2 separate regions of the Homo sapiens genome follow, and region 2 is linked to region 1. Evidence: read pairs that join two places in POLR2A ChIA-PET (ENCODE). Cell type or tissue: K562. All regions are shown on one strand. Links, peaks and the distances in the headings refer to the core of each region. The heading gives the core; the rest is flanking DNA. Region 1 holds the start of KIF5A (kinesin family member 5A). Region 2 overlaps LRP1 (LDL receptor related protein 1).

Evidence for each region. ChIA-PET counts read pairs that join two places held together with the same protein. Peaks named below come from ENCODE experiments on the same cell type or tissue, not always from the same donor. Only the 100,000 strongest peaks of a DNase experiment are listed, where the experiment ranks them.
Region 2: POLR2A ChIA-PET joins it to region 1 with 5 read pairs; 1 of 35 experiments calls an interaction of 5 or more read pairs at or near these places.

Annotation. Positions count from the first base shown.
Region 1 is chr12:57,549,975-57,554,354 of GRCh38, forward strand. KIF5A (kinesin family member 5A) reads left to right here and starts at 70. Exons shown (of 29, transcript NM_004984.4): 1 at 70-426. The coding sequence starts at 298. RefSeq lists a silencer at 1-136 and an enhancer at 405-997. In K562, for the core only: no CTCF peak of the experiment used is centred there; DNase peaks (open chromatin) are centred at 2,527, 3,057 and 3,567; H3K4me3 peaks cover 2,214 bases.
Region 2 is chr12:57,181,191-57,185,570 of GRCh38, forward strand. It overlaps LRP1 (LDL receptor related protein 1), which reads left to right. Exons shown (of 89, transcript NM_002332.3): 34 at 1-101; 35 at 2,189-2,320; 36 at 2,585-2,719; 37 at 2,895-3,024; 38 at 3,136-3,262; 39 at 3,649-3,800; 40 at 3,891-4,015; 41 at 4,341-4,380. Among named protein-coding and RNA genes, the nearest start is that of MIR1228, 11 kb to the right of the region's middle. RefSeq lists a silencer at 1,872-1,921. In K562, for the core only: a CTCF peak has its summit at 1,954 (motif pointing left); a DNase peak (open chromatin) is centred at 1,961; H3K27me3 peaks cover 2,937 bases.

The sequences.
Region 1 (4,380 bases), core at 302-4,301:
CCCCCGCTCCTCCATCGCGGCCCCGCCCAGGCCCGCAGCGCGGCGCTGCAGCGCGAGGGGCGGAGAGGCAGAGAGCCCGAAAGGACCAGACGCCCAGGTCGCCCGCATCCCGCTGCCGCAGGAGAGAGACAGCGCGCCCCGGCCCTGCTCCCCAGGCTTCGCCCGGGCGCCCTCAACTCTGTCCCCAGAGACTGAGCACCTGTCCTCCGCCTCGGCCTCTGCTGAGAGCCCTCTCCTCTGGAGCACACACCACCCCTGCAGCCCAAGAAGAGTCCCAGCCCCACGCCGGCTACCACCATGGCGGAGACCAACAACGAATGTAGCATCAAGGTGCTCTGCCGATTCCGGCCCCTGAACCAGGCTGAGATTCTGCGGGGAGACAAGTTCATCCCCATTTTCCAAGGGGACGACAGCGTCGTTATTGGGGTGAGTGTCGCCCAGGAGGGAATTCGGGGAGGGGGCAGGTGGCTGAATCTCCCCGCCCCCCGCAGAGCCTTAGTCTCTGCTGGTCCCTTTGCTCCCCCTCCCCGCCGCTCATCCTTCATCCTCTTCCCCGCAGCCCCTCCTCTCCCCTGCATCAGGATGGCTGGGTGTGGCCTGGCCAGGCCAGCGGCCGAGTCTCTGCAGAGTGGCAGGGGGCTGCTTTCCTACCTTCGGGAGATCCAACTCCCCTTTGCTGCTGTCTGCAGCGTCTCCACCCGTTAGAACCAGTCCCATGTTTTTCTGATGTTTTCCCCTTCTCCACCACCCGCTCCCCAAGAGAAAGCGCATCTTCCCTTTGTTATTGGCTCAGATCTCTACCCCCACCTCCCGGAAGGTAAGGCGGAAGACTTTTGGGTGGATTAGATGGGAGGTGAGCAGTCCAGGGTCTCTGCAGAGTGTGGATGGAAGTGGGCTCTAAGACCAAACCTTCCATCATTCCCTAAAGTAGTTATAGCCTGGATTTTTGTGTGTGTGTTGTGGGGAGTAGGTCTGATGCAGGGTTTACTGGGAAAGAAATCATTGATGCCACACCCAATCTTGGGGGGAGCCTCTGGAATCCTAAGGTCAGGTCTGCCTTTTGGTCCCAGGTACAGTAGGAAGAGGGTTTCAGATTCCCCAACTGACCCCCCTAAAGAAAAATGCCCAAACCCTGAGATCCTAGTCAGTACCTGCTTATTCATCCTTTCTCTTGAGGATCCAATAGAAAGTAGCCATCCAGCTCTACCTCATCATGACAGCCCTACCCAAGGAGGATATCTTAAGGGAACTAATATTAACAGTGGGCCTGTTACTCTACGTATATTATTTAACCCCCAAAACAACATTCAGAAGTAGTATCAATATTTCCATTTTACAGATGCAGAAATTGAGGCCCAAAGAACTTGAATAACTTTCTCAAGGTCATGCTATTCATCCATGGATCTGAACCTAAATCTGTGACTGCAAACCTCCCATCTCTTCTATCACATTGCCTACCCAGGTTTCTGTTCTGCACCTTTATCTGTAATGGCCCAAAGGGAAATTCTAGGCCTTGCCCACTCCCCCTGAGGTTGGTAGGGACCTCAGGCTGTGTGTGGGGAGAAAAGATCTGGGGTCGAGTCCTGTAGGGCTTGAGGGGTGCTGGGCCAGGAAACAAAAACTAGCTTGAGGAGGGAGGGGCATGTACGAGGGCAGTCAAGGTCAGAGGTGCTTCTTATGTATCTTTATCCACAGTGCTTGGCACAGAGCACCTGGACACAGGCTTGTTAAAGGAATGAAGGAAAGAAGGGGAGGAAGCCTGGGCCTTCTGAGTCAGTGAGAATGGGACTTTGAATAAACATGCTTCGGGGGAGACCTGCTTACCAGTCCCCAAGGGCCCCAGTCTGTCACCACCTTGCACCCTTACCCACACTGTTAACTCAAATGGATGCTTTTGGTCTCTCTCTCTCTCTCTCTCTCTCTCTCTCTCTCTGTGTATGTATTTGCCACATGGAGAGGGCCTCTGTTTCTTTTTGCTTCAGGGACCTCGCTGGCCCTGCAGTCTGTTCAGTCTGGCTGGGCTAAAAACAAAACAAAACAAAACAAAACAACCACAAAACAACTCCTGGATCAACTCTGGAGGACCCCTCTCAGAGTGTCCTGGATAGCCAGCATTAGTTGTGAGAGTTGGAGCTTCAGATCCCCCTGAGACATAAAGGCTGAGAAACAGGAGGAGGGTGATGATGGGGGCAAAACTTTTAGGCCCAATTTCCTTGCTCTGGGAGGTTTTTCCAGTAAGACTGAACCAACTCCTTTAGGCTCTCTGGGCCATCCTAGTATAGTGGGATGGGGCAGGGGGTGATGTTGGTAAGAGGGGTGTGGTGTCGATCTGTTGTTAGCCCAGCTAAACAGGAGAGACACACAGTGGGAGGTGGGCAAGGAGGAAAGATGAATAGAAGCCCCAGGCCCCCTGCCAATTCAGATTCCATCTCAGCTCCACAGCTGGATCTTCCTTGTCTGTTTTGCCTGATATCTGTAGGGCTGTACCTTTGTCTTGCTCGTATCTTCCCTCACCCTAGCCCTCCCTGTCAATCTCTCACTTGAAGATAAATGCTTACGGGGGGGCCATTTTGTCTTAGGCAACATCCTTGGAGTTTGCTTTTTCAGACTTAATATTCATTCATCATTTAGGGAATGAGGGCTACAGGAGACATGATTTTTAGGAGACCCTTGAGGGTCCCAACAAGGGAAGGAAATTCCTACTCCTTTTTCTCTTTTCCCCTCTAGCTCTTTTTGGAGCCCACCAGGTCGGGAGCTGGCTTAGGAATTAATGGGGGAGGCTGCTTCAGGATGTCTAGGAAGGTGCGGGAAGAGTGAAGGTGGGAGAGATAATCTTTCCCAATGCAGCCCCTACTCCTTCCTGTGACTGCTCTCCCCTTCGCCTCTGCAGCACTGCGGCCAGCGCTGAGCTTCAGAGTCCCTTCTGTTCGTGGGCTTTGTTCTGCTTGTTAGAGGGTAGGAGAATAAGCTGGAGAGACAGCTCTGTGTGCCTTTTTTCTCCCCTACTCCTCTGACTTCTTCCAGGAACCTGGGGGATGGGGCTTAGCCAAAGTTAATGGCCTGAGTCATAGCAGAAGGGTGTCTGGGTCACCGTCTGTGTGTGGTGCCCATCTTGTTTTGCTTTTGCACACTCAGAATCCAGTGTGACTTTTTCGCCAGACCCATTTAAGTGTCTGTCTTCCTCTGCCTTGGTCTTTCTCAGCAGTGTCCCAGTGCCTGCTGTCTGGACTGCTGCATCTGTACCAGATGTGGGAGGGATGACAGTGAAGAAACACATACATACACACACACACTCTTTCTCTTTCCCCTTCATTCAAGTGTACACAGCTACCTCCCTCAGGTCTCCCAATGGTTAAGTGGGTTCTTAATGCAAGAAACTAGGACCATTGTGTACCTCACTTGGCAAAGCTAGGTTGGGACCTGCAGGGTTATTGGAGCAGAATCAGTATTGTTTGGGGTGGCCTGGGATTTGATATCTGAAGTGGGGAGCAGGGCTGTCCTTTGCTTTGGGGGAGTCTCATAAAGAAAAATGGAGACGAGAAGTAACGTTCATTGTGGCCAGTGTCTCTCCAGCATTACCATGGCAACAATCCCCACGGGTGTCACTATGGAAATCAGGCCTGGCACTTGAAGTTCAGCTTATACCAAGTGCTTTACTGAGGGTTGAACAGGTTGGTCATCTTTGGACCCCTGATCTTAAACCCCCAGCCCCAATTAGCTTCAGTCAGCACACATGATAGAAAAGTACAGAAAGGTGCTGGGATACACAAATGGAAGAGGAGACACCAGGGAGGCTCGGAGTGTGATTAAATTAAAAGAGAACAAAGAACCCTGGACTGTGGGACTCTGAAGAGAGGCCCTTCAGAGAAGGCTATAAGGAGCACTTAGACTGCTGGGGGTGGGAGAGAGATTGGATTTCGGCGACATTTCTAAGAGGAGGAGGGACTCTGTGACTATTTCTCATTAACAACTCACAGAGTCTTCGATTACCTGGAGGTAGAGAGGGTGGGTGGCAGAATTACATACTTCTGAAAATGGGATTGAGGTTGGAAAAAGGGAGTGATGAAAGGCTTTAGTTCTGTCTGGAAATACTTGGAAAAATGCCCAAATGTGAGGAGGGGGGATATGGAGTAGGGGAAGAAAAAGCCTTGATAAGGCTCTGACACAGTGTTGGCATTTCAGTTCTTGGATCACTTTGCAGTGTGGGTCTGGAATCAGATTGCTTGAATTTGAAACTGTGCTCTACCATTTCTCAGCCATGTGACTGTGGGGAAGCTACCTGACCTCTTTGAGCCTGTTTCGTCATCTATAAAGTGGTAATAATAATAGTATCTATGTCCTAGGATTACTGTGAACATTAAATGAGATAATGCATATAAA
Region 2 (4,380 bases), core at 158-4,157, 370 kb before region 1:
CGGTGACTGCTCCCAGCTCTGCCTGCCCACGTCAGAGACGACCCGCTCCTGCATGTGCACAGCCGGCTATAGCCTCCGGAGTGGCCAGCAGGCCTGCGAGGGTCAGTGCCTGGCTTTCCTCCCAGCCTTGTCCCAGCTCCCCAACCCTGACCCCTCCTACCCTACAGCCCCACCTTCCTCTTCTTACCTTGGGGACAAGACTACATTCGTCGTGTAGGGGACACTGGACTATGAAGTGGCTATGACTCTCCAGTGCCTCCAGTAGGATTTTGGAAAAATAGATGTCAGCAGGCAGATCGGGGCAGCTGCATGGAAGAGGCATGCTCTGAGCTGGGTTTTCTAGGACAAGTAGGATTTGGATGCATTGTTCAAAGGAGAGGGAACTATACACAAGGCAAGGTGTGTGCAGGAGCCCCAGCCAAGAGTGGTGGGCAAAGTGTGGGGAAGTCCTGGAGATAAGGCTGTGAGCTAGGCGGGGCTCCTGTGTTCTGAGCCAGGAGTGCCTGGAAAGTGATGTTTGGGGAAGATCAACCTGGCCGCAATGGTGGTGGGGAAGAAACAGAGGCGGTTAAACCAGTTAGGAGGCCATTAGGAGTAATCAGAGTGTGAGATGATGGGCCTGGGCTGGGCTCAGTAAGGGTTGAAGAAAAGAAATGAAACCCAGACGCATTTCACAAGAACCTGCTAACTGATTTATGAGCTTGCTGGGGGACAGCATTTCCCAAAAGTGCATTCCTAGGAGCCTCCCTCTTTGATGTGGGTAGATTTTACCAAAAGAAACTCTGAGTTGAACAAAGTTTAAAAGTGTTTTGTGCTGCAGAACTTCTCAGAGCCTTGAATATGTTTATGTGTGCCAAGAATTTTTCAAGCGTTTGGGGTTTTCCAAAACTCACTTGACCATTCATTTTTTTTTCACTGAGTCTGAGCAACCAGGGACCATGTGGGGATTCACTTTGGGATGTGCTGTATCAAAGGGATAAAGGCAAGGGAGGATTCTGAGGTGCATGGGTAGTGGTGCCTCAAGACATGGGAAAACTGGGCCAGGCGCAGTGGCTCAAGCCTGTAATCCCAGCACTTTGGGAGGCTGAGGCCGGCCGATCACTTGAGGTCAGAAGTTTGAGACTAGCTTGGCCAACATGGCAAAACTCCGTCTCTACTAAAACCACAAAAATTAGCTGGGCGTGGTGGTGGGCACCTGTAATCCCAGCTACTCAGAAGACCTAGGCAGGAGAATCACTTGAACCGGGAAGGTTCAAGGGTTGCAGTGGGCCAATATTGTGCCACTGAACTCCAGCCTGGGCGACAGATCAGGACTCCATCTCAATTAAAAAAAAAAAAAAAAAAGAGCCAGGTGCGTGGCTCATGCCTGTGATCCCAGCACTTTGGGAGGCTAAAGAGGGCGGATTACCTTGAGGCCGGGGTTCAAGACCAGCCTGACCAACACGGAGAAACCCTGTCTCTACTAAAAATACAAAATTAGCCGGGCATGGTGGTGCATGCCTGTAATCCCAGCTACTCGGAAGGCTGAGGCAGGAGAATCACTTGAACCTGGGACGCGGAGGTTGTGGTGAGCCGAGATCGCGTCATTGTACTGCAGCCTGGGGAACAAGAGTGAAATTCCGTCTCAAAAAAAACAAACAAAGAAAAACAAAAGAAAAGAAAAGAAAAAGAAATGGGATAACTGGGAATGAGACTGGCTTCGGAGTGACCTTAGGGGGTTGAGTTTTTGATGTTGGAGAGAGGGTGTGGCATAGACCAGACAGAGGGAGGACAAAGAGGAAACTAGGATCAGGCTGAGCACCAAACTGGAAGTCTAGATTTTGGAGTCACCTAGTCCTGATTGTCTGGTCTGAACTCCCAGACTTTCCCTAAGGAACTTGCAGGGGTGCAGGGTTGGGTTGTGCTGGGTGGAGGCCGGCAGAGCACAGGGTGAGAAATCCGAGTCTCTGCTGCCCTCTCATGGTGGCTAGGGGTCCTGCAGGTGGTTCCCCAGAGCTACCAGCCAGGTGCGCTTCCTCCCGGCCCATGCTCTGGCCTCAGGCTAGGGTGTGTGTGCTGGGTGGAGGATAGGGATGATGGTGGGGGGGGATGATATCAAAGGAGAAGCAGAGAACAGTTGGAGGGTGACAGGAACCAAGTTTAAGGGAGTGTTGGCGATACCCATGCCTTAAGTTTCCTTGTCTTTCAGGCGTAGGTTCCTTTCTCCTGTACTCTGTGCATGAGGGAATCAGGGGAATTCCCCTGGATCCCAATGACAAGTCAGATGCCCTGGTCCCAGTGTCCGGGACCTCGCTGGCTGTCGGCATCGACTTCCACGCTGGTGAGCCATTTGGTGGCAGAGGGAGTTGGGCGTGGCGTAGGAGCTTTAGGGGTGGTGTGGTGTGCCCTGAGGGTCCAGTGAGAGGCTGCCTGAATTGGCCTGAGGTGGGGCACTTGCTACAGCTGCCACCCTGACTCCACCTCCCCTTCAAGCACCTGGCCCCTCCGGCACTCTCTCACCTCTGTCTTGAGCCTTGTGAGATTTTGACCCCTCACCTTACCCCTGCCTTATTGGGCATCCCCATGTCACCTCCTCCACCTCCAGAAAATGACACCATCTACTGGGTGGACATGGGCCTGAGCACGATCAGCCGGGCCAAGCGGGACCAGACGTGGCGTGAAGACGTGGTGACCAATGGCATTGGCCGTGTGGAGGGCATTGCAGTGGACTGGATCGCAGGTGAGCAGTGGGCAGGTTTGTGGGGCTTGGGGTGTGGCAGAGGACTGGGGGACGAAGTGAGAGGAGGAGTTGGCGGGAGCAGGAAGAGGAGCTGTAGGGGTGCCTGGGAGCTTGGAGACACCAGGTCCACCTGTCCTCACCTAACCTCCCTGAGCCCCACCAACTCCCTCCTTAGGCAACATCTACTGGACAGACCAGGGCTTTGATGTCATCGAGGTCGCCCGGCTCAATGGCTCCTTCCGCTACGTGGTGATCTCCCAGGGTCTAGACAAGCCCCGGGCCATCACCGTCCACCCGGAGAAAGGGTGAGGAGCTGGAAAGACTGGCCTTGTCATTCTGCCCATGGCCCATGCTGATGAGGCCCTGTCTCCTCCAGGGTCTGAGGACTGACCCCCACTTCCACCCCCACCCTACAGGTACTTGTTCTGGACTGAGTGGGGTCAGTATCCGCGTATTGAGCGGTCTCGGCTAGATGGCACGGAGCGTGTGGTGCTGGTCAACGTCAGCATCAGCTGGCCCAACGGCATCTCAGTGGACTACCAGGTTCGCACGCCAACTTGGCCTTGGATCCGATGGTAGACCCCTGACCCAGGCTCCTGTTCCCTGTGATGAGCCCATTCTGGGAGGACTTGGAGCCCAGGGGAAGTCACAGGGTCTCCCAGCCCAGCCCTCCACCCAGAGTAGGACTCCTGCTACCACAGAGATGATGGGCAGGGGTCGCTCAGAAGTGGGGAGTGGGGGAGTGGAGAGATGCCTGGAGGTCACCTTATCAGCAGGGCAGTGGGCAGGAGTGTATGCAGGAGGCAGGAGTGAGTTAGGGGAGGCTGAACTGAGGGCCTCACTCTGGCCCAGGCACTCCCTGCTGCCCCAGACATGGGGCTGGCAGCGAGCTCAGCCCTGGAGGTGAGGTGGGTGCCTCTGGCCTGTAGGATGGGAAGCTGTACTGGTGCGATGCACGGACAGACAAGATTGAACGGATCGACCTGGAGACAGGTGAGAACCGCGAGGTGGTTCTGTCCAGCAACAACATGGACATGTTTTCAGTGTCTGTGTTTGAGGATTTCATCTACTGGAGTGACAGGTGAGGGCTTCTGTCCTGGCCTCCTCAGCTGATCTCTTCCTTCCCTCCTGCCTCCACTGATGCCCTGCTTGTGCCCTGTCCTTCCCTCAGGACTCATGCCAACGGCTCTATCAAGCGCGGGAGCAAAGACAATGCCACAGACTCCGTGCCCCTGCGAACCGGCATCGGCGTCCAGCTTAAAGACATCAAAGTCTTCAACCGGGACCGGCAGAAAGGTGAGGCTGGGGCTCTGGGCTGGGGTGGAGAGGTGAGGGGGACTCTGGCCTGGGAGAGTGCTCCCCAGGGAACCCAGTGTGAGAGGGCTGGGAGACAAGTTAGACCCATGGGGCAACTTCCGATGGCCCGAGAGACCCAGGGATGGGGAGGAAAGGCTGAGGTGCTCTGGGACAGATCTTGGCATTGGACTCTGGGCCCTGGAGGGTCATTCAAGCTGGGAATACCGAGGCAGAGGGCAGAGCTTTCGCCAAAGCCTGGATGACAAAGGCACCAGTGAGCCTTTCCCAAGGCAGGCCCTGCCCTCTGTACCCTCCCCTCCCCCAGGCACCAACGTGTGCGCGGTGGCCAATGGCGGGTGCCAGCA